Linked DNA regions of Homo sapiens: all the other regions are linked to region 4. A link is an interaction called in ENCODE POLR2A ChIA-PET data of the cell type or tissue named here. Cell type or tissue: MCF 10A. All regions are shown on one strand. Links, peaks and the distances in the headings refer to the core of each region. The heading gives the core; the rest is flanking DNA. Region 1 overlaps HNF4A (hepatocyte nuclear factor 4 alpha). Region 2 has its middle 9.0 kb from the start of PKIG. Region 3 holds the start of MIR3646 (microRNA 3646). Region 4 holds the start of TTPAL (alpha tocopherol transfer protein like).

Region 1 (8,210 bases), core at 3,135-5,634, 91 kb after region 4:
CTTGAGAGAAGGACTCTGAGGAGGGCAAGGGGCGCACCTGAGGGAGTGGGGCTGCTAAGTCTCACTTGATAGACTCCACAGTTTTGCAACTTGGATCTGGGCCTTCACAAACCTTCGCGAACCCGCAGCCCCACCCCTCGGGTCAGCCAATGTCTTCTGTGGGGCTGGGAGCCAGGGGAAGAGGCCAAAGGAACTGTGCAGAGAAGCGTGGCCACCCGGGCCGCAGCTGGGAGCCCTGACACCCTTTGCCGCCCCACCTCATCCCGCGGTTGCCCCAGGGCGCAGGGCAGGGCAGGCACCGCGCTGGGCCGGAGGGCGTCCCGGAGGAGGCGGCCAAGACTCTCCGCAGTGCTGCGCTTTGCGCTTCCTGGGCTCCTCCTCGTGGCCAACGCAGGAACTGGTGTTCAGAAACTTAGATAGCCTTAGGGACTTCACCAATCACAGCAATCCCGCCAATCACAGGCCCAGACGCACTATGTCTCTCCAAATCCAGAGGAGGCCTGCTCGGTTCGATCACCAATCACAGCTCGTTGGATTTAGTTACCTAAAAGAACATCTCCCCATCACACACCAGCACATGGCCACGGCAGCAATCAGAACGTAAGATTTTAAAACCAGTTCCCAGGGTAGCAGCCGCTGCCCTTCCACCACCTACTAAACTTCTGTTCCCAGCACCTTGTTCCAATGTACGGGGGTGGGGGGGGTCTTTGAGGAAGGTTCCAGGCTTTGTGCTGCTTCCATGTGGAAGCAGATGTTAGCATGTATGGGGCATGTATAATGATATTACTATCAGTAAATGTCATACCCATTATGAAAATTAAGATAGGCAGGGCGTGATGGTGCATGCCTGTAACTCCAGCTTTAGGTGGCCAAGGTGGGAGGATCGCTGGATCCCAGGAGTTGGAGGCTGCAGTGAGCCACGATGGCGCCACTGCACTCCAGCCTGGGTGATAGAGTGAGACTCTGTCTCAATTTAAAAAAAAAAATTAATGTGTGGATATAGGAGTGTGGAAAAATTATAACCTTTGGGTTAGACACACCTGGAGCCCATATACTATCTTTGTGAAGTAGGACGACTCACCTCCCCTTCCTCAGTCGTCAAAAGAGAATGATAGTCATATCTACATGTCATATATCATCACCCACCTTCTCTCAATTATTCAAGCCAACATCTTGCAAGTCACAATCTTTGTGTTGTGTTTCTCATGCCTTCCAGTTCATCAGAAAATCCAGTTCTTGCCACCCTCCAAACAGAATCTAGATTTTCCATCTTTCCATCTCCACCCCAGCCAACCTTATGCATCATCTCTGGAGGTCTGCAAAAGTCTTTTCACTTCTTCCCTTTTTTTTTTTTTAAACCTGCCAGGGTTGGGGAGGGGATCTCCCCCGCTCCACCGCCCCCCCCGCCTCCCCCCCCCCCCGCCTGCCTCCACCCCACCCCTTCACTTTTTCTCCTGTGGCTTCCCTACCCCCTACTCTTCACTCAGGGGCCAAGGGTGATCTTGTACAAATGTACATTGGCTCAGATCCTCTTCTACTTAAATTTTTATGACTTCCTATGCATTTATAACAAAACTCATACAACTCCCACTTAACACTGTGAGGCCATGCACGCCCTTGTTTTTATATCCCTCCGTGTCCAACCTCATTTCATTCCACTTGCCCCCACCCCTATCAGCAGCAGGCATACTAGCCATTTTAAAGTTTTTCTTTCCTGTCTTGGGGGCCTTTGCATATACTTTCCCCTCTGCCTGGAATACTTCTTTTTTTTTTTTTTTTTTTTTTTTTAAGATGAAGTTTCGCTCTTGTCACTCAGGCTGGAGAGCAATGGCACGATCTCGGCTTGCTGCAACCTCCGCCTCCCAGGTTCAAGCAATTCTCCTGCCTCAGCCTCCTGAGTAGCTGGGATCCACACCCAGCTAATTTTTTAATTTTTAGTAGAGACGGGGTTTCGCCATGTTGGCCAGGCTGATCTCAAACTCCTGACCTCAGGTGATCCACCCACCTCGGCCTCCCAGAGTGCTGGGATTACAGGCATGAGCCACCACACCTGGCCTGGAATACATTTTAGTAAGTGTTTAATGGATAGTTGTTGGATGAATGACTGAAAAGGTCTTTCAAGAGGAACTGATAGTGATGTAAACTTCAAGTGCTCGGTGCGTAACAGGTATTCAATGAAAAGGATTCTATGCATATAGTAGAAATTTTGGAAAATAAAATAAAAATTGAAGATTTAAAAATCGTATGTGCTCCAACATTTAGAAAGGTTCAAACTCTTAATGGCTAACCAGGGTTTCTTGACCTAAGCACTAATGACATTTGGGCTAGAGAATTCTTTGTCGTGGGGACTGTCCTGTACATTGTCCCTGGCAGCATGTCTGGCCTCTAGCCACTAGATGTCAGCAGCACTTTTCCCTACCCTCAAGGTGTGATAATCAAAACTATCTCCAGACATTTATAAATGTCCCTTGGGGGTTGAAATTATCTCCACTGAGAACCACTGTGCTGGGCTTCTACCCTTACAAGAAATTTTCTCTCAGTCATTCAATGCTTCTCAAATCTTGGTGTCCATAAGAATCATCTGGGGCCATTATTAAAAATTCAGATGGCAGCTGGGCGAGGTGGCTTACACCTGTAATCCCAGCACTTCGGGAGGCTGAGGCAGGTGGACCACTTGAGTTCAGGAGTTCGAGACCAGCCTGCCAAACATGGTGAGACCTCGTCTCTACTAAAAATACAAAATTAGCCGAGCGTGGTAGCACATGCCTGTAATCCCAGCTACTTGGGAGGCTGAGACAGGAAAATCACTTAAACCCATGAGGCAGAGGTTGTGGTGAGCCGGGATCGTGCCATTGCACTCCAGCCTGGTTAACAAGAGCAAAACTCTGTCTCAAAAAAAAAAAAAAAAAAAAAAAAATCAGATGGTGGCTGGGCACGGTGGCTCACGCCTGTAATCCCAGCACTTTGGGAGGTGGGTGGATCACCTGAGTTCAGGAGTTCAAGACCAGCCTGGCCAACATGGTGAAACCCTGTCTCTATTAAAAAAAAAATTAGCCAGGCGTGATGGTGCATGCCTGTAATCCCAGCTACTCGGGAGGCTGAAGCAGGAGAATCGCTTGAACCTGGGAGGTGGAGGTTCCAGTGAGTGAAGATCGTGCCACTGCACTCCAGCCTGGGCGCCAGAGCGAGACCCTGCCTTAAAAAAAACAACAAAAAAAATCAGATGCCTGGGGTCCTACCTCCAGGTGCCAGGACCAACAGTGGGCCTAGTCATCAGATTAAAAAAAAGAAAATATTTAATAAATAGAGGTGGGGCATGGTGGCTCATGCCTGTAATCCCAACACTTTGGGAGGCCAAGGCAGGTGGATCACTGGAGACTAAGAATTCAAGACCAGCCTGGCCAACATGGTGAAACCTTGTCTCTACTAAAAGTACAAAAACTAGCTGGGTGTGGTGGTGCATGCCTGTAATTTCAGCTACTTGGGAGGCTGGGGCAGGAGAATTGCTTGAACCTGGGAGGCGGAGGTTGCAGTGAGAAGAGATCAGGCCACTACACTCCAGCCTGGGCGACAGAGTGAGAGTCCATAAATTAATAAACAAACAAATTAATTAATTAAAAAATAGAGACGGGGGGAGGTGTCTTGCTATGTTGTCCAGGCTTGTCTTGAACCCCAGCCTCAAGCAAATCAGCCTCCCAAAGTGCTGGGATTAAAGGCAGGAGCCATGGAGCACCTGGCCCAAGTGTTTAATGAGCTTCTGGGCACTTCTGATACCAGGTGCCCTCAGACCGCACTTTGAAAACTCCTCAAGGAGGCCTCTCAATCACCTGATCACCAAACCCTGTGTGAGGCTCCCTACCCACCTGGACCCTCTCCTTGAATTCCTCTCCTTTCCAATTATTACCCTTCCCTAGATAGCAAGTGGTGACAGAACCAAACCCTAGCTCAGCCAAAGCCCAAATTGCCTCATCTCCCTTCAGGGAATAGGCAAAAAAAAAAAAAAAAAAAAAAAAAAAAGATCACAGAGTTCAGCTGAAACCACTTAGGAAATATCAGCATCCCCACCTCCCCACCCAAAAGGACTCCTGAGTGGCAGCCTGAGAGGTGTGTCTGCTCATCAGAATAATGTTGTCAGACTGTGTTCTTTCTGGGGGATCATCACACTCCCTTTTCTGGGAACAAATGTTGGCCACTTGGTGGGATGGGCCATCATGATCTACGTCAGACAAATTCAGTGAGTCATGACTCAGCCTATCTCTCTAGACCCATCTTTTATGCCCCCTTACTTATAGTCTCTCTGAGGGCTGTTCTCAACTATTCTATTTCTCTCCTTTCCGGCACATGATGGGGATTACATTTTCTTGCTTCCTTTGAAATGAGATGTGACCATGTTACTTGTTTCAGGTAACGAGATGTGAGCAGAAACAACCTGTGTCACACCTGGGCAGAAGCTTTAAAGGCCAGTGCTGCCCTTGTTGGGGAAGCAAGTATAGATATGAATCGTTCCACAACGCGGAGCGCCCCCTGCCGACCCATGCTGGGCGTGTACTATAGGTGAGCAATTAACTTTGCTGTTCAAACCATTGAGACTTAGGGGTTTTTTTGTGGTTGCAAGCTAACTTCACTTCACTTGACTGAACACAGTCTTTCCAAAGTTTCACTAATTTTTTAATGACCATTATGATTTTTTCATATCTGTAACATTTTTCTTACATCAACTCACTTCTTTTTACTTCAATTTATTTTAGAAAGAAATATTATTACTACCAAATGAAACAGTATCATAAGTAGAAAGCAATGAGAAAATAAACAGAATGAAAGAAATCCTGATATCAAATCCTGACTTAATACTATTTGCCTTTCAAAGCCTCTGGACCTTTGGTCTTTATTTAAAAAAAAAAAAAAAAAAAAAAAAAAGGAGCCAGGGGCCAGGCGTGATGGCTCACACCTGTAATCCCAGGAATTTGGGAGGCCGAGGTGGGAAGATCACCTGAGGTCAGGAGTTCGAGACCAGCCTGACCAATATGAGGAAACCCCATCTCTACTAAAAATACAAAAATTAGCCGGGTGTGGTGGCATGTGCCTGTAATCCCAGCTACTCAGGAGGCTGAGACAGGAGAATTGCTTGAACCTGGGAGGCGGAGGTTGCAGTGAGCCGAGATCGCTCCATTGCACTCCAGCCTGGGCAACAAGAGTGAAACTCCGTCTTAAAAAAAAAATGGGAGCCAGGTGCGGTGGCTCATGCCTGTAATCCCAGCAGTTTGGGGGGCTGAGGTGGGCAGATCACTTGAGGTCAGGAGTTCAAGACCACCCTAGCCAACATGGTGATATCCTGTCTCTACTTAAAATGCAAAAATTAGCTGGGCATGATGGCATGTGCCTGTAATATCCCAGCCTCTTGGGAGGCTGAGGCAGGAGAATCACTTGAACCCAGGAGGCGGAGGTTGCAGTGAGCTGAGATTGTACCACTGCACTCCAGCCTGGGGGAGAGAGTTGAGACTCCGTATTTAAAAAAAAAAAAAAAAAAGAGGTCCCCAAGAGTACTTCTCAATCTTTTGGATCCCCAAAGCTGTCTAAGATTGTCAGAATATTTGAAGGCAGCACAGTATTGAGGCTGAGTGTACCAATTCTGGAACTTGACATCCTGGGCTTAAATTCTGGTTCAGTCATGGACTAGCTGTGTGACCCTGGACAAGTTACTGAACTGCTCTGTGACTGTTTTCTTATTTGCAAAATAGTGACCATAATGATGTGTATGGCATTAGGTCGTGGTGGGGATTATTTGTGTTAATGTATAAAAAGGGCTTAGAAGTGTGCCTGGCACTTAGTGAGTGCTATGGAGGCATTACCTATAAAATGATGGCAGGATCCAGATCCAAATAGATTTGGTGAATTATTGTTTGTTTTTTTTGAGACAGGGTCTCTGTCACTCAGGCTGGAGTGCAGTGGCGCCATCACAGCTCACTGCAGCCTCCAAGTCTCCAGGCTCAGATGATCCTCCTACCTCAGCCTCCAGAGTAGCTGGGACTACATGTGTGGACCACCACCCCTGGCTAATTTTTCTATATTTTGTAGATATGGGATTTCACCATGTTGCCCAGGCTGGTCTGGAACTCTTGGGTTCAAGCAATCTGCCCCTTCTTAGTCTTCAAAGTGTTGGGATTACAGACGTGAGTCACCCCACCCAGCCTGGAGAAATGTTTGAACTCCATGGAGATAAGTAAAAAATCCTCTGCATTGGTTAAAAATAAATCACCTGGATGATTTATTTATTTAGTGTAGATGGGAAAAGCTACCTTAGCAGAAAGTGACATAGCAAAATTCTAGAGGTTTTACTTGGTGGCAGCTGCCCAAACCTCTAACCCAGTCGTATGTATCATTAGAGAGAATGTAGTTCCCAGGTCAGAGGAGCTAAGAGGTCCTTGGCATTCTACTCCTAAGGAGCATATATGGACAATTGTGTTTAGTTTTCATTTTAATATGAATACTTAAAATTTTCCTAGGATGGCAGAGGATGAGAAAGCTATGCCCCTTAGGCCGAGTGCAGCGGCATGGCTCATGCCTGTAATCCTGGCGCTTTGGGAGGCCAAGGCGGGCGGATCACGAGGTCAAGAGATCGAGATCATGTTGGCCAACATGGTGAAACTCCATCTCTACTAAAAATACAAAAATTAGCCTTGCGTAGTGGTACGCACCTGTAGTCCCAGCTACTTGGGAGGCTGAGGCAGGAGAATTGCTTGAACCTGGGAGGCGGAGGGTGCAGTGAGCCGAGATCTCGCCACCGCACTCTAGCCCGGCAGCAGAGCGAGAGTTCGTCTCAAAAAAAAAAAAGAAAGAAAGAAAGAAAGAAAGCTATGCCCCTTGAAGAATAATCAAAGATCCAAAAGAGTTTTGGGCTGGGTATTGGAGAAGAGGAGAGAAAGGTGGTGTAGCAGAGTGGTCAGGGCCATTGCCTTTGAAATATCAGTGGTGCCATTTACATAGCTGTTGGACCTTGCTAAAATCATAAGCTCTTCAAGCCTTATTTGCTTCATCTATAAAATAGGAATCAATGATAGGACCTTTTCATAGATTGCTTTGTGGAGTAAATGTGTTAAACCTTATAAACCTGGCAGGTAGCTGCCCAGCATATAGTTGCGTTATTTACTCAATTCAAAGTACTTTCCTGCCGGGTGCGGTGGCTCAGGCCTGTAATCCCAGCACTTTGGGAGGCTGAGGTGGGTGGATCACTTGAGGTCAGGAGTTCCAGACCAGCCTGACCAACATGGTGAAACCCTGTCTCTACTAAAAACACAAAAATTAGCCGGGCGTGGTGGCAGTCACCTGTAATCCCAGCTACTTGGGAGGCTGAGGCACAAGAATCACTTGAACCTGGGAGGCAGAGGTTGCAATGAGCTGAGATCGTGCCGCTGCACGCCATCCTGGGTGATAGATTGAGACTCAGTCTCAAAAAAAAGGCAACAAAGTACTTTCCTTTGGAAAAGAGTGCCCACTGGCTGGGTGAAGTGGCTCACGCCTGTAATCTCAGCACTTGTGGGGCTGAGGCAGGCAGATCAGTTGAAGCCAGGAGTTTGAGACCAGTTTCACGTGGCCAACATGGTGAAACCCCGTCTACTAAAAATACAAAAATAAGCCAGATGTGGTGTCATGTGCCTGTAGTCCCAGCTACTCAGGAGAGTGAGACAGGAGAATCATTTGAACCCTGGAGTTGGAGGTTGCAGTGAGCAGAGATCGTGCCACTGCACTCCAGCCTGGGTGACAGAGTAAAACTCTGTCTCAAAAAAAAAAAAAAAAAAAGCTCTCACTGATTCCTACAGCTTCAGAGAATGAACGAGGACCAAAATGTGGATGCTACAGGGAGGAAACTTGAGGCTCAAAATGGAGATCTTTCTATAAAATACAATTGTTCTACCACAGGAAAAGCTGCTTTATTAAGTAGTGAGTATTCCGTCATTGGAAGTATTAAGCCCAAGCTAAATGGTCAACTGTCAGGGAAGGATGGTGAGAGGATTCCAGTGGGTTAGAGGTCAAAGAGCGTCTACCAGGTGCAAAAGTCTTAATTAACAAAGTACTATCAAAACCAAATTCATGTTTGGGAAACTGTATATCCACATGCAAAAGAATGAAATCAGACTCTTTCCTTACACCATATACGAAAATTAACTAAAAATGAGTTTGACGGAAAAGTATAAAACCTTTGGAATAAAACA
Region 2 (8,210 bases), core at 3,100-5,599, 97 kb before region 4:
TATTCACTGTGCCATGCAGTTAGAAGGTCCATGCTTTTTCTAGACAATTAATTGAGAAGTATATTGATTGAGATTTACGAATAAAAGTAGATTTTGTTTTCTTCCAATTATAATCATAATTGCTTATTGTAAAAAGATAAGAAAATACAGAAGAACAGGAAAAAAGAAAGGAGAACAATACATCGTCTCACCACAATCCTGGTGTAAGGCCCCAGAGAAGGAACCACACTTACACTTAAAACAATGTTCTTGGTCAAGCACGGTGGCTGACGCTTGTAATCCCAGCACTTTGGGAGGCTGAGGCGAGCAGGTCACTTGAGGTCAGGAGTTCGAGACCAGCCTGGCCAACATGGTGAAACCCTGTCTCTACTAAAAAAAACACAAAAAAATTAGCTGGGCGTGGTGGTGCACACCTGTAGTCCCAGCTACTCAGGAGGCTCCCAGCTACTCGGGAGGCTGAGGCAGGAGAATTGCTTGAACCTGGGAGGCAGAGGTTGCAGTGAGATGAGATCATGCCACAGCATTCCAGCCTGGGTGACAGAATGATAATCTGTCTCAAAAAAAAAACCACACACACATACACACAATGTTTTGAAATCAGAAACTTAAGTCATTTTTGGGGGATGGGGAATCAAACCCACAAAAGATGACTAAGACATTGCTCAACGTATTTTTTTGGTTTTGGAGTACACGTGGCTGCTTTTTCTTCAGGGTTCGATGTCCTGAGGATCCACTTTGTGGTCCCCTTTGGACTGCTGATTTGGTGTGTCTGAAGGAGAGCCAGAAGGAGAAGAGAAGCCTGACCCCAGTGATTATGTGGCTAGAAACTGGATAGGTTCGCAGGATATCACACTGTCCCCTCCCTGCCTTTTTTCAAACCACTTCCCACCAGCTTGAGATAAGTTTCCAACTACAGCTGTTTTGGGAGAGATGGACCTTCACTTAAACAGTGACCTTAACTTTAAACAGTCTTGGACTCATTGATTTTTGCAGCTGAAAGGAGCATGTGGTCTCCTCATTTTAGGGGTGAGGAATGCCAGATCCAGAGAAGGCAAGGGACTATCCTGAGGTAGTACAGCCTGGTGCTCCAACAGGAGAAGGTTTGAGGCTCTCACTTGCTACTCTCTATTGGTCTCAGACTCTCACTTGCTACTGCACTTTGACATACAAATTTGAAGGGCTCTTCCCTCTTATTTTGGTTAACTCCTACTCAGCCATCAGATTTCAGATTAAATATCACTTCCCTAGGGCGCCCTTTTCTCTGAGCCACGTTAGCTCCCCCTGCTGTACTGGTCTCATGGTACTCCTATGTCTCTTCTTATAACCCTTAACATATTTATAAGTACACGTTCCATGTGTTTCCCCACCAGACTGTAAGCTCCACAAAGTCAACAGTATGTCTCCTTGGTTCACTGAATACATCTATCCCAAGTGCCTAGAAGAGTGCCTGGCATAAAATAGGAAACTCAATAAATATTTTCTAAACACACACACACACACACACACACACACACACACACACACACTCTACTTAGTCCAGTCTATGGTAAAACATTAACATACTTTTTGTAAAAAGCACCACGTCTTCTGAACTACAAATTGGGCCTTTTTGCTGAAGGAAGGATCATTAGAGAACAAGGGATTTCATTTCAAATAATTTCCGGAAGATAGAAAAAGTTCAGAGAGGTATGACAACAGAAGCTGAAGTTTGGAGCACAAGGACAAGAAAGCACCATTGGAAATGAGAGACAAGGAATGGTGTGGGACCCCAGGGAGGCTCTGAACCTGAAGACAGCAGGCGTCGAGAAGATTCAGAAGGGCCAAAAAATTAAGGGATCCACTGAAGGTCCTGTGCCAGCCAGCTCCTCTATCCCATACCTGCAGCACACAGAGGGCCCAAAAGCTCTGCAGAACCACAGCCAAAGACAGGAGGCCTCTTTAAATAAATTGAATGAACTGCCTAGGATTGATCGAGGGCTTCTAGTAAGAGACTGGCCTCCTTATGCTAACACGTGAAGGGCCCTCAGTCTAACTGCTGCTCCTGCTCATGTGCCCTAAAGCATCTTCCACTTAGTACCTTAGTACCCTTCCAGTACCCAGCAGCTTCCCAGGCAGGGCAGAGGCCTATGGGACAAACAGATGAACTGAGACCTATCCCCTTAAAGAAGTCTTTTATTATTGATTGTGAATGGCCAAATAAAGCATGACAGGATGTCTGATCAAAACCAGCTGCATGACAGGAGTTTGAGACCAGCCTGGCCAACATGGCAAAACCCCATCTCTACTAAAAATACAAAAATTGGCTGGGCGTGGTGGCAGGTGCCTGTAATCTCAGCTACTCCGGAGGCAGAGGCAGGAGCATCGTTTGAACCCAGGATGCAGAAGTTGCAGTGAGCCGAGATCATGCCATTGCACTCCAGCGTGGGTGACGGCCAGCCTCCGTCTCAAAAATAAAAATACAAAAATTAGCCAGGCATGGTGGCGCATGCCTGTAATCCCAGCTACTTGGGAGGCTGAGGCAGGAGAACTACTTGAACCTTGGGAGGTGGAGGTTGCAGTGAGCTGAGATGGTGCCACTGCACTCCAGCCTGGGCAATAGAGCGAGACTGTCTCAAAAACAAACAAAAAACTGATGAGTCAAGAAAAAGCAGTATGGTAATGTGAGGTCCTTGTTTGGATCTGACTAGAACTAAAAAAATAACTTATGAGTTAAATGGAGACCACTGCTAATAATAAAGGATTATTAATTATTTTATGTGTGATAGTGTGGTTATATTTTTAAAAGGAGTCCTTATTCTCTTAAAAGTACATGCTAGGCTGGGCACGGTAGCTCACGCCTGTAATCTCAACACTTTGGGAGGCCAAGGCAGGTAGATCACCTGAGGTCAGGAGTTCGAGACCAGCCTAATATGGTGAAACCCTGTCTCTACTAAAAATAAAAAAATTAGCTGGGCATGGTGGCGTGTGCCTGTAGTCCCACCTGCCTGGGAGGCTGAGACAGGAGAACTGCTTGAACCAGGGAGGTGGAGGTAGCAGTGAGCCAAGATCGTACCACTGCACTCCAGCCTGGGTGACAGGCGACATTGCAAAAACAAAAACAAAAACAAAAACAAAAACAAAAAAAACATGCTGAAGTAATTACTGATAAAATGATGTCTAGAATTTACTCCAAAATAATCTAGTGGCAGGGGAAAATGGCTACCAGCACAGATGAAACAAAACTGGTCATGGGTTTTTGATTTTTGAAGCCGGGTAATGGGTGGTACATGAGGATTCATTATACTATTCTTTCTAGTTTTGTACATGTTTCAAAATTTCTGTAATACAGTTAAAAAAAACCATATCTCGATAAGCATATTATTTAGATATAGAGAGATAAATGCTAGATCAAACGCCTAAAAGGATCAAAAGTGTATGCCCTTGGGAGCAGGATAGGAGGAAGGGTAAAGAAAGGGTGGGGGCAGGGAACAGATGGTTTTTATTACAAATCTTTTATGATATTTGACCTTAAAAAGACTAAGGCAAACTATGTGCATGTACCTTTCTGACAAAAACAAAATTCATTTAAAAAAGGAAATGGGAGTAACATTATTTAGAGAAATAGAAGTAACCACCAAAAGAAGTAAAAGCAGAAAAATAAAATGGCTGCCTCAGGGTGAGGGGTAAGCAGGAGACAGATGCCTTTCTAGACTCAGAGACTTTTTAAAAAGTCATATTCATGTATTACTTGGATTTTTTAAAGTTAGCTATTATTATCAGTTGCTACTATCAGTTACTAGCAGGGCCTTTTGCTAATCTCTACATCTATAAACTGAATACTTCCTTAGGTTTAGAATCCTAAATCACCCAGAGTGAATATATCCACATTAAGTGTAATAATAACAATTATTGCTATTCAACTATTGTTTGCCATTTGTCAGTGCTTTACATATGTTATTTCTAATCCTTCTAACACTCCTGCAAGGCAAGTATAGATGTTCCCATTTTACAGATGAAAAGGTTGAGGCTGAGAGACATTAGCCACTTGCTTGAGGTCACAGTGTGGGCGAGGCCTGTGAGACTCAAACACCAAGCTCCTTCCATTACCCTACTTCTCCTTTGCATTCCATTTGTTCGGTATAGTCCAGAAAGTACCTTTACATAAATTTTCTCATCAACCCCAAGAAACAGGAGGGACATGACTATCTTTACTTGACAAATGAAGAAATCAAAGCTAGGAAAAGTTACGTAACTTGCGCAAGAATCCAGGCTCCTGATCCTTAATCTAGTACTCCTTCTACCATTCCTTATGTCCTCTCAACAACAAAATGTTAAATTAGTCATAATCTCCTCATAGGCATTTGACATAAGAGTCACTGCACATGAATGCAGCAATGCAGCTAAAGCAGGAATTTTAAAGAGAGAGAGAGGGGGAGACATTTTTTCCAAAGGAAATATACTAATAAACTATGGACTGTCCTCAGTTGCTCTAATGACAGCATGTTGCTGGAGTCCTCAAAGGGACTCTTGAAATGTCAGCAGCCTGCCTGCCTGGCACAGAGCAGATGAGTTGCTGGCACAGGCAGCCTGCAGCAGTTCTGACAACCAGTGCCACTCTACTTAGTTCCAAAGAAAGAAATGAGCCATGCGTGCCTCTGCCCTGAAAAAAGAACTTCTGTGCTTCCTAAATCTACTTCAGTCAACAGCCATGGGGCCCCAGGGCTTTTTAATAGTTGCCAGGAATCTTCTTAGATCAGCGCTACTCATCAGAGCAGAGGCATGTTTATGAAACTGTACATCAGGTTGCATAGGGGTGGGAGCCAAACGTGGGATAACTAAAGAGGGTGAACATGTGACCCTTGGTCATCTCAAGTCAGGGTAGCTGAAGCTCTCCCCACAAGAGAAGCAGCCCAAAATTTGGGCACAAGAGCCTTGAGCTTGGTGTGAGATGCTCCTCAGTCTGTGCTGGCATCTGAACAATGGCCAAGCAGCAGTTAGGGAGAAGAGGCTGTTTACTTGAGTTCAAACTATTTATAGCCCAGCAATCTGCACATATTTGGATGACAAATCTCTGGGCTTCAAGTAAGTGGTGCTTTGCTCCTGGACAATTTCATCAAACACACTCCCTCCCCACGCCACCCCCAGTCCCCCTCACTAACACATGTTGCCCTCAGGATGTTTTATTTAAGTTGCTGAATTTTAAAAGATTATAAAAAGAAACCACATTTTAAGAGCAAGTGACTTTTAATCCATTTATTTCCAAGTTTGAACTACATATTTTCTTTAAGGCTTGAATCAGAAATTAAATTATAATACATGTATATTCTATAAAAATATATATTTGCCCCATACATGAACAAAACAGTAACTGAGTGATGTCTATAATTTAACACGTATATTGACCTGGCGTGGTGGCTCACGCCTGTAATCCCAGCACTTTGGGAGTCTGAGGTGGGTGGATCACTTGAGGTCAGGAGTTGGAGACCAGCCTGACCAACATGGTGAAACCCTGTGTCTACTAAAAACACAAAAAAATTAGCCGGGTGTGGTGGTGGGCACCTGTAATCCCGGCTACTGGGGAGGCTGAGGCAGGAGAATTGCTTGAACCCGGGAGGCAGAGGTTGTAATGAGCTGAGATTGTGCCACTGCACCCCAGCCTGGGCAACAGAGCGAGACTCCGTCTCAAAACAAACAAACAAAAACATGTATATTGTCGTAAAGATGCTGAGGCCTGCTCAAGCCCTACAAAGAGAACGTTTCTACGATGATTAAAGGCTTTCAGAACAGATCCACAATATGTAATCATATACACGTTACAAACAAGAGGTCTTATTACCTGTGGAAGCAATGGTAGTGTACAGTGTTCACCAATGCCCATTGCCCCCATTGCATGCCATACAGGAAAAAGGCTCAACTGTAACAAACATATGTGCAGAGCCTTCTGCACAGTTTTAACTCACAGAACGTGTTACAGCCTTAACAATGAATTTGTTTGGAAAAACCAGTCTACCCTAAAAGCTGCCTTGTTTTTATAGCAAAAGCATTGCTGTTCTGAATCTTGCATCTCCCCTGACCCAGGCACTGCCTAATTCTAAAGACGAAAAAGTGCTTGTTAGTTAACATGCATGTTGGCAGCTTCCAGTCCTACAATGTAGGCAGGATGTGGTGTAAAGAAAAAGGCCAGTAAAGTGAAGACAACGGTTTATAGTATAATGGATGATGGTAGACAATTAACACAGGGAGAGGAAATAGAAGAGATTCCTAAAAGGGACTTACACATTTTCTTATCTTTTCCCTCTGCCAGTAAAGCTCATTAGAAGGTCCCTAAGACAATCTTTGAACAACCCCACTTTTTTTTTACATTAGGAAAAAAGTTCTGGTAATGGTAAAGAAAAAGAGGCATGTCTATACATAGAATGCAAATTATTTAAAAATTTTTTCAGGTCATTTTGTCATTATTATTATTATTATTATTATTATTTGAGTCTCTCTATCGCATAGGCTGTAGTGAGAGCACGATCTCAGCTCACTGCAACCTCCGCCTCCTGGGTTTAAGCAATTCTCCTGCCTCAGCCTCCCAAGTAGCTGGGATTACAGGCCTGCACCACCACATCCGGTTAATTTTTGTATTTTTAGTATAGACGGGGTTTCACCATGTTGGCCAGGCTGGTCTCGAACTCCTGGCTTCAAGTGATCCACTCGCCTCGGCCTCCCAAAGTGCTGGAATTACAGGCGTGAGCCACGGTGCCTGGCCTAATGCATGTAATGTTTGATCCCATGTTTTTATTTCTAGGAATTTTTGAATTATAAAACTATCCTTATCACTGAGACCTTAGCTGAGATGTCACTTCTTCAGAAAAACTTTCCCAAGCCACCCAACCTAAAATAACCACCCATCTACCTATCATGTCACTTTCTGTTAAGCGTCCATACAGCACCACTTTTTTTTGTTGTTCATTCATTTCTTTACTGCCTTTCACTGCTGCCTCCTCCTGTCCCACATTAAAATATCAGTTCTATGAGATGAGGGGCCTGGTCTGTCTTGGACACCATTCTTCCTAGGTGCTGCACACTAGCCAGGGACATTGCAGCAGCATCTCATTTAATCTTCACAGCCATATGAGGCTTCTGTTATCCTTCCATTTTAGAGATAGGTAAACTGATGTACAGTTTCATTTTAGTGAGTGGCCAGTAAGTGGCAGTCAGAATCTAAATACTGGTATGTATGACGACAAAGTCCACACTCTAAACTACCTCCCTCAGGATGATACAAAAGTTTAAATAGTTTAAATGTGCACACTTTTTAAACCAAACCATCCTAGTTGTGGAAATGTATTAAATGGAGATGATCACACAAGAACACATAATTAGATACATCTTATTTATTGCATACAACTTATCATAGGAAATACTGGAAATGTTTAGGCAAGTCACCAGTTAGCCATAAGGTTCAAGTTTACGTTTTGGTAAACAAGGGCCCCCATCTCAGACACTATGAGGATTTAATGAGACTATGCATAGTACCTGGCTCACAGTCCATGTTTTGTTGTTACTGATATATTTATTGATTCATTCGAGACAGGGTCTTGCACTGTAACTCAGGCAGGAGTGCAGTGATATCATCATAGCTCGCTGTAACCTCAAACTCCTAGTCTCAAGTGATTCTCCCACAACTCAGCCTCTGGAATAACTAGGACTACAGGCATGCACCACCATTCCTGGCTAATTTTTTTCATTTCCTGTGGAGACAGGGTCTCACTGTGTCGCCAGGCTGGTCTCAAACTTCTGGTCTCAAGTAATCCTCATGCCTTGGCCTCCCACAGTGCTGGGATTACAGGCGTGAGCCACTGAGCCCAGCCTACATTTAAATCTCTAAAAGGATATACAATACACCAAATTGTATATCTCTGGACAGCAGGATTACACGGGGAGTGTGCGATATGGCAAGGCTCACACCTGTAATCCCAGCTACTTGGGAGGCTGAAGCAGGAGAATCTCTTGAACTCGGGAGGCCGAGGTTGCAGTGAGCCGAGATCGCGCCACTGCACTGCAGCCTGGGCAACAAGAGTAAAACTCCACCTCAAAAAAAAATAAATAAAATGACAAAATAAAATAACAAAAAAAATAAAAATTACATGTTTATGTATATTTTATTTACAGTTTTGGAAGTAACCACCACAATTACAAAAAAGCATTAAAGTAAAAAACAAACCGCTTTCAGAAGGCCTGGC
Region 3 (6,339 bases), core at 3,441-5,940, 68 kb after region 4:
CAAAACCAGTGCCTTCCAACCTCACAAGTCCCCAGGGCCCTTCCTCTCCTCTCGGATCGCACCTTTTACCGGCTTCCCCCTACACACTCTGTCCGCGAAAACCCGCCTCCCCACCTGGACGCATCCGCACGCTTGTAGGCTGCTGTGGTCACTGCCTGGGGTTCCCTTTCCTGCACAGCGCAGCAGCATCTTCATTTCACTCCTGCCTCTGCACAAATGTCGCCTTTCAGACACCCTCTCCAGCCACCCTGTCTAACACAACATGACTCCCACCCTGGCCCTGCCCCCCATGCTTTATTTTTCTTCAAGTCACTTATTGTAGAATTATTTGTTACTTCCTTTACTATCTGTCTCTCTCTGAGAAGGAAAGCTTCAGAAGGCCAAAACTCCATCCCTCTAGTTCACTGCTGTAGTCCCAGCCACCAGAACAGGGCCTGGTTCACAGTAGGTACTCAATGAATATTTGTGCAGTGAGAGAACGAAGGCATTGGAAGAGACAAGCTCTAATTCTTTTTCTTTTTTTTTTTCGAGATGGGGTCTCATTTTGTTGCCCAGGCTGGACTGCAGTGGTGCAATCATAGCTCACTGCAGCCTCAACCTCCTGGGCTCAAGCGATCCTCCTGCCTCAGCCTCCCGAATAGCTGGGATTATAGGCGTGTGCCACCACGCCTGGCTAAATTTTTTTTTTTTTTTGAGAGACGGGGTCTCATTAGGTTGCCCAGGCTGGTCTCGAAAACCTGGCTTTAAGTGATCCACTCAGCCTCACAAAATGCTGGGATTACAGGTGCGAGGCACCACACCTGGTCATAAACTCTAATTCTTATAAGAACCCTATTTCTCCAGGGAACATTGACACCCCAGCTATTCAACTTTCTCTTGATGTTGACACATTGTTAAAATCAGAGAATAAAAGTCAAATCCTTTGCACTTGAGCCCGGGAGTCAGTGGATAGAACAGAAGTCCAGAGGCAAGCAACCTCCTCTCAGACCACCATGTGGACGGGGCCAGCTCAGAGCACGGCTTCCCTGACCGGGCCGTCCACCCCACCCGCCCACACCCCTCCCACGGCAGCCTCCTGCCAGCACCCGCACCCACCCATCAGGGCGCCGAGTGGCCGGCGGGCGGAATGAAAGGGCTGCTGTCAGCAGCTGCGGATAGGGCTCCTCAAGGTTAGGCGGGCGTTATCAGTGCCCGGCGCGAGCTCAGTCACGGAATGATGTTTTCCAAATGTTTGCTCAGTATTAGCAGGGTCGGGGACCTAATGTAACTTCTATTGAATATTAACCGACCTGGGCAGAGGCGGAGAGGTGATGAGCCTGTCTTCCCAGGGAACTCCTGGGTAGGGGGCTGTGGGGAGCAGGGCAGGGGCTTCCGAGGAAGGCCTCTTCAGATGGCCCCTGGCCCATCACCTACGCTCACCTCCTGCAACTCTGGGTCCGCTTTCTGGGCTGGGTTTTTGATGCCAGGAGCCGAATATTTGTCCTGGGCCTGACAGCTTAGGCCAAGGCAGGTGTCTGTCTCCCTGGCTTTCGGTTGCAGGAAAGAATTCTTGACCTGCTGTTGGCCCACTGACCCCCAGGGTTCTCCCTGGATTCTTTGGCCTTCCAGGGAGCCCCTTCCAGCCATGGTGGACTATCCTGTGGCAGAGACTTATAGGCCCATGAGACCTGAAGCCCCTCTCTGTGGTCGAGAGAAAGTTTCAGCCATCTAGATCAAGAAATGTGCCTCCCAAGCTGATCACTGCAAGTTTCACTCCAGGGAGCTTGGTGTCTGCTCAGCTCTGGGGAGCCTGAGTTCTAGACCTGACTCCACCCCTGACCCGTCACATCACCTCTCTAGCCTCAGTGTCCTCTTCTGTAAAGTGGGGAGCAGGTAGATTTGATGACCTCTTATAGACTCAGCTGGTCTTGAAATCCTACCTTTCCAGCTCACACTTTCTGGTTCTCAGGGACTATTTTAGGGTTTCAGTCCTCAAATTCTCCTAAGGTCATCAAGAAAAAGAAATAAAAACTTGTCCCAACTCTCCTGGCCAGTGAGACTTCCACCGAGACTTTCTTTTGGCTTTGGGAGCTTCCCAGCAGGCTGAGGAGGGGTGGTGGGGCCTAGAAGACAGGCACAGCTAGGAATACCCTCATTTCCTATGGCTTGACCACAGTGGCAACTGAACACTTTGTCACTCTGGCCCGTTCTCAAAACAACCAAGTGACTGCATGTGTCATGATCTTCCAGGTAACCCAGGCATGTAAACAAACACTAGCATCGACTAACCCACGCTCACTCGCCATCAGCCAACTCTCCTATCCTCCGGGCAGCATGTCCGTTTCCCTGGGCCAGGAAGCAAGCAGCTATTTTCAAGGCTGAGCTAAGGCTGAATGGTCTGGGGCTCTCATCCCCCTTCCAGGAGCCTAGTAAGGGGTTTGCTGGCTTTGCAGCAGCTCAAGAAAGGGCCAGGGGCCGGGCGCAGTGGCTCATGCCTATAATCCCAGCACTTTGGGAGGCCGAGGCGGATCACCTGAGGTCAGGGGTTCCAGACCAGCCTGGCCAATATGGTGAAACCCTGTCTCTACTAAAAATACAAAATTAGCCAGGTGTGGTGGCACATGCCTGTAATCCCAGCTACTTGGGAGGCTGAGGCAGGAGAATCACTCACACCCAGGAGGTGGAGGTTGCAGTGAGCCGAGATACTGCCATTGCACTCCAGCCTGGGCAACAAGAGCGAAATTCCATCTAAAAAAAAAAAAAAAAGAAGGGACCAGGGAACAAACACACCCATCCTAGTGGGCAGTGTGACTTGTGCAGGTAGGTCAGGGAGTGAGGAGCGAGACTCATAGGGCTGAAGGGTTCATTATCCAATGTCCTCATTTTATAGATGGGAAAACTAGAGCCCAGAAGAGACAGAAATGTCCCTAAATTACACAAGTGAAAATGACTCTGGATGTCTAATAAAAGACATTTATAACAACTGACCACACGCAGGACCAGGCCACACGCAGTGGAGGTGGGTAGCCATCCACTCAGGAGGGCTGCCAACCCCTCTCCCATCTGCCTGTCACAGACCTGAACTTTCACTGTGAGAGAGCTGTTCTCTCAAACACAGTGCCCTCTGGATGACACCTATGAGGAATCATAGTGCCTAAAATCTTAGGCTTTTGGGATAATGGAATCACTGACTAATACAACCACAGAAATGTTGGAACCTTAGACTGTAGTTCTCAATCTTTTTCTTGCCTCCAACTGTTCACACATGCATCAGGTTCCCATTCATAATCTTTCCCAGTCCACAAAATGGAAGTTGAAGTGGATGAGACAGGCTTAACCCCATTGAAAACTGGGTTTGGGAGAGGAGGGAGTATTTGCAGCTTAAAAAGCCCCTCTTGCCCTTGGAGAACCACTGATATCTAGATGTTAGAATTGCAGCGTTCAGAGCAGGCCTTGGGGACCACCCACTCCTGCATCGGGATCAGCAAGCCCAGATTTTCCAAGACAGCTCATGAGCCCAGACTAAGGTCCCATAAGGATGAGACATAGAAGATATTTCCAAGGGAGGGGGCAGAGAAAACAGGGGGCCAGGAGCAGATACAGGGGAAAGAGAGTCTACCAAAGCCTCCCCTCCCCTCCTTCTCAGTGGGCCCTGGAGCAAGCTGGGTCCTACGTTCCTGCTTCTGGGGTGTGCTGGGGTGATGGGGGTGAGGGGTGTTTGTACCGAACTAGCAGGACTAGACCAAGGTTTGGCTGGTACGGCACAACTGTGGGCTAGAAGGGAAGGTCTGGGACTAGTCGCAGAGCTGGGAAAGGTTGAGTTTAGAGGAGCAGGAAATGAAGAGATTCGAAAATGAACTCGTTACTTTTTTATTTTTTTTGAGAGAGTCTCGCTGTCTTGCCCAGTCTGGAGTGCAGTGGCATGATCTCAGCTCACTGCAACCGCCTCCTCTTGGGTTCAAGCAATTCTCCTGCCTCAGCCTTCCGAGTAGCTAGGACTACAGGCATGCACCACCACGCCCAGCTAATTTTTTTGTATTTTTAGTAGAGACGGGGTTTTACCATGTTGGTCAGGATGGTCTCGAACTCTTGACCTCAAATGATTTGCCTGCCTCGGCCTCCCAAAGTGCTGGGATTACAGGCCTGATTCACTGCGCCTGGCCTCAAGTTACTTTAAAGCAGTTAAAAGATTTTTGCTTCCCTTGCTTGGGCTGAAAACAATTTTAAATGTCCCTGGTATCTGGAGAGCATAAAATAATAGACAGTGCTGAAGTGTGGTCCAAATAGCAGAAGCTCTGGGACTTCAGATCTTCCAAGGATCAGTTGTGGGGCCCTAGGCAAGTTGCTTAACCATTGTGGGCCTCAGTTCCTTCATCCACAAAAAGGGAGGAATTGTAATAGGTTCAATGGGCTGGGCTCATTTCATTTTCACAACATTTTCCCATATAGGGTTGTCATGAAAATGAAATGAACCCAACCTACTGAAGTGTGGAAAAAGCACAGCCCAGTGACTGATACCTGCTGGTAGCAGGAAGCCTGGCAAGACCTTAATAAATGTTGTGCTCTGGTCTTCTCCTCCTTTGTCCAGGATGGGTCTGGGGTCTTGTTCCCATTTTCTAGAATGTGAAGACTTTGGAGATCACGTGATACCCACGAATGAATACTAAGGGAACTGGGGCATTTGTCCCTGGGACCGGAAGCTCAGGCATCGGGCTCCTCTGGCTGTCCCTTTTGTAAAGTTGGGATAGTGAGTACTCAGATGTTTGCAATATCATTCTCTATGCTTGTCCTAACGTTCGAAATATTATATTAAACACACACACACACACACACACACACACACACACAACGTGGCTGCTTTGTGGTGGCGCAGACAGGCAGGCAGGGGTGGTGGTTGCTGGGAGCCTGAGGAGCCAAGAGTGGGAGCTTATCTCTCTGAATCTTTCTCAAGACCAAGCCCAGCCGCTCCCTATGGTCAGATTTCCAGGCCCTCCCTCTTCTCAGCCATTAGCCAGTCACCCTGGGGCCTGCCACTGAGTCATAAAGTGTGGCTACAGTTGTAAATGACTGTCGGGGAGCTGTGGGTGCAGGTGGGGCAGTGGTGGTGGGGCGGGGAGGGCCGAGGCTCACCTTCCTTCTTCATGCCAGCCCGGAAGCATTTCTTGAGCCTGCAGTAGCGGCACTGGTTCCTCTTGTCTTTGTCCACCACGCACTGCCGGCTAAATCTGGGGAGGGCTTTGGATGGTTGGATGGAGAAGACACAACTTCCTCCTCTTAGGACAGAACTAGGGCCCTGGCTATCCAGTTGACCCCCCAACCTCAGTGCTCTCATCTCTTCATCCCGGGAGTTCTCTCTTGAACCCACCAGGAGCTGGAAAGGTGCTATGAACTCTCTAAGAGCCCAGTCCTGTCCTGCTAAACATGGGAAAACTGAGGCTCAGAGAGGCAACATGTGGTCCTGGGTCGCTCTGCTGGTTGGTGTTAGAGCTGAGTTGGGAACCTTGACCTCTGGAGTACCAGAGCCCTGCTATTTCCACCACATCCTATAAAAGCTCAGAACCCATAGCAGGCTCCTGGTTATGGCTCAGAGTTAATACTCGGTTCACATAAGCCTCTCTCTGGAGGGGGATAGGAAGTAGAGGCAGTGCCACACCGTGGTGATGGGTGGGGCCCTGAATGTTAACCCTGGCTCTGCCAGTGATTCAAGCTGGTTGACCTTGGGCAAATGCCTAGCCCTCCAAGCCACAGCTTCCTCCTCTATAAAATGGGAATAACAACAGTAACCATCTCACAGGGGTGTTGACAGGTGAAATGAAGTCATGCGCCGATGGGGCACAGTCTTTGTACATGACAAGTGCTCGCAATTGACAGCTGCTATGATTTTATTATTGTCATTACCCAGAACAGGAGATGCTTTCGAAAGAGGGCTCTCCAAGGCCTTGGGAAGACTTTGGGGTTGGTGGAAGCCCCTGGGGTAGGTGGAACGGCCTGGGGTCAATCTCCTATTTGTCCCAAAAACAGCACCAGACTGGAAGACGGGCTCATCTACTGAGGCTTCAGGAGAGGCCCCATGGAATGGGAAAAACAACAATGGGCTCAAGGGGATGGGTAAATACACACAAAGACTTAGTATTGTGCCTGGCATATGATAAGAGCTCAATAAACGGCAGCCAGTAGCTTGATGATCAGTAAATGTGGTTCCTAGAATAGATGCTCTTCTTGGATTCACAAAGTCTTTTACAAAACCAGAAGAGCCTTGAAGGCCCTGAAGGGCAGCTGTCTCTGGGACCTACCCACTCAGGGAGAAGACAGACCTTGGGGCCATGAGCCCAAGTGTGCCCATTTCCCAGCTGAAGAAAT
Region 4 (8,210 bases), core at 3,503-6,002:
ACCTGAGAGCTGAGAGGGTGCCAGATTTAACTACGTGCACAGGAGCGGGACAGCCATACACAGAAAAAGTGTGAAGAAGATATGCAAAAGGCAGAAATGTGTGGCTGAAGGATACACAGACCGTCAGGCAGAGACAGGGAGAACGGCTGTCTTGGCTCCTGGTGGCATTCTGGTTCTTGGTTCTAGGCCCTAGTAAAAGCTGCCACGCCTTCAGCTCTCTGGTTCTGGGAGGGACTCCTGTCTCCTTCGACTAAATCCTCCCTTTTTTCTGAAGTTGGTTTGAGTAGGTTTGTGTTATCTGCAATCAAAAGAGCCTTGACTATAACAAAGGAGGGGTAAAAAAGGGACTTGGAAAGGAGGACAGGGTGCTGAATGGACACACTGCAGAAGGACTGGACACACACACCCCACAACAGTCTAGGGAGATACCTGGGCGGATGCAGACGACATGGCAGCCCCTGGGGTCAGTGTGGGGCAGCACGGTGAGGAACCCGGAAGCAAGGACATCTTTTAAGGCTGATGGCTTCAAGTTATTGAAGACTTCGGGCCAGCTTCTTCTACAGCTGTGGTAGTTGACGAGGAGCTGCAGGGCCCGGTCGTAATCAAACTTGCGGGCTCGGAGGAAGCGCAGCAGGAAGGCATCGTCGAGGGATGTGCTCAGGTTGGGGTACTCCTTCCGCACCATGTCACGAAGGGCCTGCACATCTCGAAGTCTCCATTCCGGCTTTTCCTGCAGCTCTTCCCGGGCTTTGGTGACCAGGTCTTCTGTCAGTGAGCACACATAGCCCGGAGGCTCAGGTGGTGGTGGCAGCTCATTTTCAGAGAGTGAGGCCACAGAAGGGCTGGTTCTCAGAGAGTCACTTTCTTCGGACATTAGCTACCAAGGTCCCTGCCAACAGAGAAGCCCTAAGCAAAGTTAACAAGTGCTTATTTCAAATCCTAGGGCAGTACAGTGTAGGGGACAGGAACACTTCTGTAAAAACCGAGTAACCTCAGGGCAGTGTTTCTCAACTGGGGGCAATGAACTGGATCTAAACCATACACGCAAGTCTGACCCCAGGCCGGCTGCTGTTAGTCCCCAGGGAGGCAGGCAGCAGCTACAGCAGACTATACACTCCCTAATAAACACCAGGGCCTTCCTTATAAATGTATTAATAGGTGCTCGACCTTATTCATCATTAAATAAATGTGAATTAAAACAACTGTAATGTATATGCTGTAATCCCAGCACTTTGGGAGGTTGGGGCAGGCGGATCACCTGACCAGCCTGGCTAACATGGTGAAACCCCATCTCTACTAAAAATACAAAAATTAGGTAGGTGTGGTGAGTGCCTGTAATCTCAGCTACTTGGGAGACTAAGGCAGGATAATTGCTTGAACCCGGGACGTGGAGGTTGCAGTGAGCCGAGATGGCGCTGCTGCACTCCAGCCACAGCAAGACTCTCAAAAAAAAAAAAAAAAAAAAAAAAAAAAACAACTCAGATTCAGATTGGCAAAAATAAACGTACTCTAATATGCTTGCTGCTGCTGGGAGTATAAATTGACAGCCTCTTTGGAGGGCATTTGTCAATATCTTCAGAATGTAAACCTACATGCCCTTTGGGTCAGCAATTCCATTTCTAGGACATATACTTGTATATATATGCATAATATGCACATGGCCTTCACAAGTATTGATTATAATGATAAAAGATTGGAAACATCTTAACTGCCTATCAGGGGAGACTGGTTAAGTAATATTACCATATTAATGGGGTACTAGTCAGTCATGAAAAAGAATTAGGGGGCCGGGCGCGGTGGCTCACGCCTGTAATCCCAGCATTTTGGGAGGCCGAGGCAGGCGACTCATGAGGTCAGGCGATCGAGACCATCCTCGCTAACGCGGTGAAACCCCATCTCTACTAAAAATACAAAAAATTAGCCGGGCGTGGTGGCAGGTGCCTGTAGTCCCAGCTACTAGGGAGGCTGAGGCAGGAGAATGGCGTGAACCCGGGAGGCAGAGCTTGCAGTGAGCCGAGATCATGACTGCACTCCCACCTGGGTGACAGAGCAAGACTCCCTCTCAAAACAAACAAACAAAAAAAGCGAAAAGTAGGCAGATCTTTATGAATTGACATATTAAAAAAGCAAGTTGCAGAATAGTGTACAGAAAATCACGTTTTTAAACTATACACATACACTTGTGAATGCACACAAAACTTCTGGAAAGAGATATAAGAAACTTACCAATGGTTATCTCTTGGAACAGAACTGGACAAGTGAAGATTTAAGATGAGAAAGAGGATTTTTACTATACTGTTTGAATTTTTTACTACACACCCATGTAACTTATCGTGGCAGTCGGGAATATGTGCCGGTCAGATCTGCTGGGAAAACGTAATTGATAAAGGGCCCCAGTGGCTGTCCCTCTAGATCCACTATCCAGGGGAAGCCAGAACTTTCCACAGCCCTTCTGTGGCCTCACTGCTCCTAGCCAATGATTTAGTGAGACATAGGACTCCTCTAACAGGCAGCGTTTGCTTGAGGGCCTGGCCAAACCTTTGTTGGGACTGCCCTGCAGTCAGAGACTTGCTGCCCAAACCTCCTTCACAGGAGCTGATCTGCATCACTGCCAGTGGCTCTTCCTGACTTCTCCAGCTCCCTTCCCAGGTGCTGTCCTTCGCAAGGGTTGCCTCTACATTTCTAGCACGTCTAACCTCATCCTAGTGTCTGCTTCTTAGAGGACCTGAACTCATGCACTTTTTTGTTTAAGAGAGAGACAGGGTCTTGCTCTGTCACCCAGGCTGAAGTGCAGTGGCGCAATCATAGCTCTCTGCAACCTCGAACTCCTAAGTTCAAGCAATCCTCCTGCCTCAGCCTCCCAGGTAGCTGGGACTATAGGCACACACCACGCCTGGCTAATTTTTAAATTTTTTCTTGGGCTGTGTGTGGTGGCTTATGCCTGTAATCCCAACACTTTGGTAGGCTGAAGTGGATGGATCACCTGAGGTCAGGAGTTCGAGACCAGCCTGGCCAACATGGTGAAACCCTGTCTCTACTAAAAATACAAAAATTAGCCAGGCATGGTGGTGCGGGCCTGTAGTGCCAGCTACTTGGGAGGTTGAAGCAGGATAATCGCTTGAAACCAGGAAGCGGAGGTTGCAGTGAGCCGAGATCATGTCACTGCACTCCAGCTTGGGCGACAGGGCGAGACGCTATCTCAGATAAATAAATAAATAAATAAATAAATAGATAGATAGATAAATAAATAAAAATATATTTTAAAAGGACCAATCTGCTGTCTTGAGAATGGACTCTAAGGGAGTGAGGACTGAAGCAGACCATTTAGAGGCTATTGCAATAATCCAGCTGAGAGATGCTGGTGGCCTGGAGTAGGTAGCCTTCACTGACCCCCAGCCAGGTTAGGTGCCTCCCCCGCACTTCTCCCACCCTGTTGCAATTGTCTGTTGGCAATTTGTGAGCAACATCCAAGTTTGTCTTGTTCATCACCTGAAACCCAGCGCCTAACATGGTGTTAGACACATAATCTGCACTCCATAAATATTTGTTGAATGACTTTAGTCTGGTTGGCACAGGTATGCTAAGTGAGGAATGGAACAACTATGGCTTTGTTTCTATGGAAGTAACCAAGAGATGCCTGCAATCCCATCAAACATCAGTGTTCACAAGGTACAAGCCTCACCTCAAAGCCCCTCTCCAGCCTCATTTTCCATCGCACCCCACCTTGATGCACATTAAATGCCAGTCAAAACAAACTAATAACCCATCATCCTTGGAATAACTCGTGCACTTCTGATACACTCTGCCTGGAATTTCCTCTTCTAATTTGTTCCTAACTTGACAGCTCAGGCTCAGCTGCCATGTCACCACCTCAGTGAATCCTTCCCAAACTCCCTGAGGGTGATTCCCTCCAGTTTTCCACAGAACTGGGTTCCTATTTCTTTTTTAGAAATTACAGTCCAATGCTATGGGCATTTATCTAGAGTCAGTTTCACCACGCACTCATTTATCAAATAATTACCGATCACCTACCATATATGTCAGGCACTGTGCTCACAGGCACTGGGAACACAGACGCAAACAATACAATTCCTTGCCTAATAAAGCTTACATTATAGTGGAATGAAGAGAATGCATACTTGAGCATTTTACCATGTATCAAGCATTGCTAAGCCCTTTACCCATTTCCTCATTTAATCTTCACGTTATTTGGTGAGAGCGCTATTACTGTTGCCATTTTACAAAGGAGGACAAAAAGGACTGTCCCCTAGAATCTAAGTTCCACGAGGGCAGAGGGCTTGTCTGCCATGTCCACTGCCACCCCCAGTGCCGGGCACATGGCAGTGGTCTGTACACATCAGCGGAGGATATAGGTTAAGCGATTCGCCCAAGGGGGCACACCCGGTGAGGCAGAGCAAGGATGCGTCTAGCCCCACCCTGGGCTTCTAATCTGTACCCTCCACCTGGAGCTTCATGTTGACTCTCCAGGGACTCAGCAGTGCCGAGCGCTCAGCAGGACTCAGTCACAGGCTGGTGAATGAGCTGACAGGCGGACATATGAGTGAGATGCAGACACCATTGGTAACGGTGAAGCCAAAGATCTCCCCCACCTGGAGCCCATCCTTTCTGGAGCATCACTTTCCTTTCCACCCCTTCCTCTCAACAAGGAGAGGTCAGGAAGCCATCTCTCCTAGAGCCCCCGAGACCCCATATCCCGTGGACAACCTTCCGAGGCCCCCACTTCCGGCTGTCACCCCCTCCCCAGGTGTCCCCATTTCCTGGGGTCTCTCGCTCCTCTGGTCCCCACTTCCGGTTATCCTTCCCTCTCAGGGGTCCCTCTCCTCAGCTCCCAGGGCACACGGATGGGCTCGCGGGCACTCACCGGCCCGACTACGGGCGGAGCGCGGGTCAATCGGCGGCGGGAGCCTCGTCCGGCAGCGCACGCAGAACCGACCCGCACTCCCTGCCCGGCCTGCCCGGCCTCTCGCGCCGGAAGTGACGATCCAGGGCGTGGGAGGCGGGGCTCCGCCTAGGAGCGCGCATGTGCGACGCCTCCCCGCGGCGTTGGTGTTCAGTCCCCACCTGGCTGCCGGAGCTCCGAGCTGCGGACCTGGAGTGGCTGGGAGGAGCTGGGGCACCAGCCGCTTGTCAAACCCGGCTTATAGATGGGGAAACTGAGGCTCAGAGAAGGAAGGAAAGAAGCTGCCATTTTCCAAGAACATGCTAACATGTACCTGTTGTTTAACATCCATGATCTCATTAACTCCTCATATTTATGCAATTCCCCTATTTCAGGAAAGGGAAACTGGCAATCAAGGCAGTAAAGGGCTTCAAACCCGGACCTCAGGATTAGCATTCTAGACTTCCCCCCACTATGGCTGCTATCAGGACTAGCTGCTCCAAAAAGGGAGACTCCAAACCAGGGGACATCTGTCTGTCATTAACTGAGTGACCTGGAGCAAGTCCCCATTCCTTCTTGTGCTTCCGTTTCCTTACCTGAAACCTGATTCTTGCTCTGGAGCCTGATTCAATAATTACTTTTTTCCTGCTTTGGGGTTCATTACGTTCCCTCCAGACAAAGGCTTTACTAACTCCCACCCCAGTCCATTAAGATCCGCCCGCAAGTATTTTGTGCAACTGCAACTTTGAGGCAAATCTCCTAGGTCCCTCTGAGGCAGAACCTCTGGTGGTCCAGGAGAACTCTGAGCCTAAAGAAACGACCTTAAACAGTCTTTTCATTTTCCTACCCCAGGGGCAAGAGGAGTCCCAAGAAGATGGGAAGTGACCCATGAGGGCCACAAGAACGTGGCAGTTTCTGCCAGATTGAGGGGCAGGGGGCAGCAGTATGGAGGCGACCTGGGAATCATGAGTTTTGACTCCTGCTCTCAGTTTCATCACTTCTAAGATTGACAGACAAAATATATAACATTCACTACAGTTTGAATTTCAGATAAACATTTAAGCATGTTCCTTTCCAAACACACACACACATACACACAGATAAGTGTGTCCTATGCAACATTTGGGACACATTTATACTTTAAAAATTGTTGTTTATAGGAAATTCAAATATGACTACTGGGCATCCTGGATTTTGTTTTGTTTGCTAAATCTATGTATTATTTTCCTGTTACTGTTACAAGGAATTACTGCAAACTTCATGGATTGAAACAACACAGATATATTCTCTTGCAGTTCTCTAGGTCAAAAGTCTAAAATCAAGGTGTTGGCAAGGCTGCATTCTTTTGGGGATTTGGAGGAAGCATCAGTTCCTTTCCTTTTACAGTTTGTAGAGGCCACCTGCATTCCTTAGCTTATGGCCCCTTCTTCAAATCACCTCAACCTCTGGCTTCTGTTGTCACCTCTACTACTGACTGATCCTCCTGCTTCCCTCTTCTTATAAGGACTCTTGGGATTACATTGGGCTCAGCCAGATAATCCAGGATAATCTTACCATCTCAAGATCCTTACATTAATCACATCTGTGAGATCTTTTAAAACGTAAGGTAAGGCCGGGTGCAGTGGCTCACGCCTGGAATCCCAGCACTTTGGGAGGCTGAAGCAGGTGGATCACTTGAGATCAGGAGTATGATGAGACCACCCCAGCCAACATGGTGAAACCCTGTCTCTACTAAAAATACAAAAATTAGTTGGGCGTGGTGGCACACGCCTGTAATCCGAGGCCCCCACTTCCGGCTGTCACACCCAACTATGCGGGAGCCTGAGGCAGGAGAATCACTTGAACCCAGGAGGCAGAGGTTGCAGTGAGCCGAGATCATGCCACTGCCCTCCAGCCTGGGCGACAGAGCGAGACTCTGTCTCAAAAAGAAAACCCCCCAAAACAGCCGGATGTGGTGGCTCATGCCTATAATCTCAGCACTTTGAGAAGCCAAGGCAGGTGGATCACCTGAGTTCAGGAGTTCGAGACCAGCCTGGCCAACCTGGTGAAACCCTGTCTCTACTAAAAATACAAAAATTAGCCAGGCCTGTAATCCCAGCCACCTGGGAGGCTGCCTGGGCTCAAGCCATTCTCCTGCGCCCTGCCAAATGGCAGCTCTTGTGGCAAAGGGTGAGGGATGACCCTGTCCTAACCAGGCTGTCCTAGGTATTGGAATAAATTCACCCCTCTCCTTAACCCAAACCTAGGACCTACTACTGGTACCTGGAGCCCAGATGGCAATCCTAGATGTTGCCAGCAGGAGAAGAACTTGGTCTCAAGGGCAGGGCAGGGAGAGGATTCAGAGATGCCCCAGAAATCCCTGCCTCTTCCCTCAACTGAGGGCCATTATTTCTTGTTCCTCTTGGTATTACATTTTAGAGAACCAGATTATATCAGGATTAGAACATCTCCGATAAACAATGACAACAAAAAGAGTTTCTGCTTTTTGAATTATATATACCAGGCACTGTGCTTGTATGATCTTAATTTCACCTTACAATGACCCTGTGAACAGCGAGCTAGGATTGTCCCATTTACAGAAGAGGAAACTAAAATCCAGAAAGAGGCCAGGCTTGGTGGCTCATGCCTGTAATCCCAGCAATTTGGGAGGCCAAAGTGGTGGATCACTTGAGGTCAGGAGTTTGAGACCAGCCTGGCCAACATGGTGAAATCCCGTGTCTACTAAAAATACAAACATTAACCAGGCATGGTGGCAGGCGCCTGTAATCCCAGCTACTCTGGAGGCTGAGGCAGGAGAATCACCTGAACCCGGGAGGTGGAGGTTGCAGTCAGTCAAGATTGTGCCATTGCACTCCAGGCCGGGCAACAGAGCGAGACTCCATCTCAAAAAATAATAATAAAATAAAATAATGTAAAATATTCAGAAAGAGAAAGTCTCCTAAGGGCTCAAGATATGAAAGAGAGAGCTAGGTATCAATTCAAGCCTGTATGACACCATGGTCCCAAATTTTACTTTGTCCTAAAGGTCATGTAGCCCTGTCTCTGTTTCTACAGGTTGGGAAAAAGGATCAGAGAAGGACAAAAAATTGCCCAAAGTCACATGATGACTAAGTGTTTGAGCTGGTATTTGATGTCTGTCTTCTCTGCCTTGGACACTCAGAATTTATGGAGTCTGAACAACCTCTTGAAAAGACTCATTTCCTTATGTATAAAATGGGGATATGGCCTTTGTTTAGAGGGGATCCTTGGGAGGATGTCATAGAACGGCATGTGCAGGTCGAGCACGGTGGCTCACATCTGTAACCCCAGC

The links. ChIA-PET counts read pairs that join two places held together with the same protein. Peaks named below come from ENCODE experiments on the same cell type or tissue, not always from the same donor. Only the 100,000 strongest peaks of a DNase experiment are listed, where the experiment ranks them.
Region 1: POLR2A ChIA-PET joins it to region 4 with 11 read pairs; 8 of 35 experiments call an interaction of 5 or more read pairs at or near these places.
Region 2: POLR2A ChIA-PET joins it to region 4 with 10 read pairs; 3 of 35 experiments call an interaction of 5 or more read pairs at or near these places.
Region 3: POLR2A ChIA-PET joins it to region 4 with 22 read pairs; 6 of 35 experiments call an interaction of 5 or more read pairs at or near these places.

The regions. Positions count from the first base shown.
Region 1 is chr20:44,380,867-44,389,076 of GRCh38, reverse strand. All of the region lies in intron 1 of HNF4A (hepatocyte nuclear factor 4 alpha), which reads right to left. It overlaps HNF4A-AS1 (HNF4A antisense RNA 1), which reads left to right. Exons shown (of 3, transcript NR_172878.1): 2 at 4,405-4,554. Among named protein-coding and RNA genes, the nearest start is that of HNF4A-AS1, 11 kb to the left of the region's middle. RefSeq lists enhancers at 1-167, 538-627. In MCF 10A, for the core only: a CTCF peak has its summit at 4,531 (motif pointing left); a DNase peak (open chromatin) is centred at 4,506.
Region 2 is chr20:44,569,475-44,577,684 of GRCh38, reverse strand. It overlaps a transcript of PKIG not described here. Among named protein-coding and RNA genes, the nearest start is that of PKIG, 9.0 kb to the left of the region's middle. In MCF 10A, for the core only: no CTCF peak of the experiment used is centred there; DNase peaks (open chromatin) are centred at 4,244 and 4,714.
Region 3 is chr20:44,406,246-44,412,584 of GRCh38, reverse strand. HNF4A (hepatocyte nuclear factor 4 alpha) reads right to left here. Exons shown (of 10, transcript NM_175914.5): 3 at 5,110-5,204. It overlaps MIR3646 (microRNA 3646), which reads right to left and starts at 4,465; the gene lies at 4,382-4,465. In MCF 10A, for the core only: no CTCF peak of the experiment used is centred there; a DNase peak (open chromatin) is centred at 4,974.
Region 4 is chr20:44,472,664-44,480,873 of GRCh38, reverse strand. It overlaps TTPAL (alpha tocopherol transfer protein like), which reads right to left and starts at 5,000. Exons shown (of 5, transcript NM_001039199.3): 1 at 4,883-5,000; 2 at 430-889. The coding sequence starts at 874. RefSeq lists a silencer at 4,895-5,024 and an enhancer at 5,115-5,204. In MCF 10A, for the core only: no CTCF peak of the experiment used is centred there; a DNase peak (open chromatin) is centred at 5,043.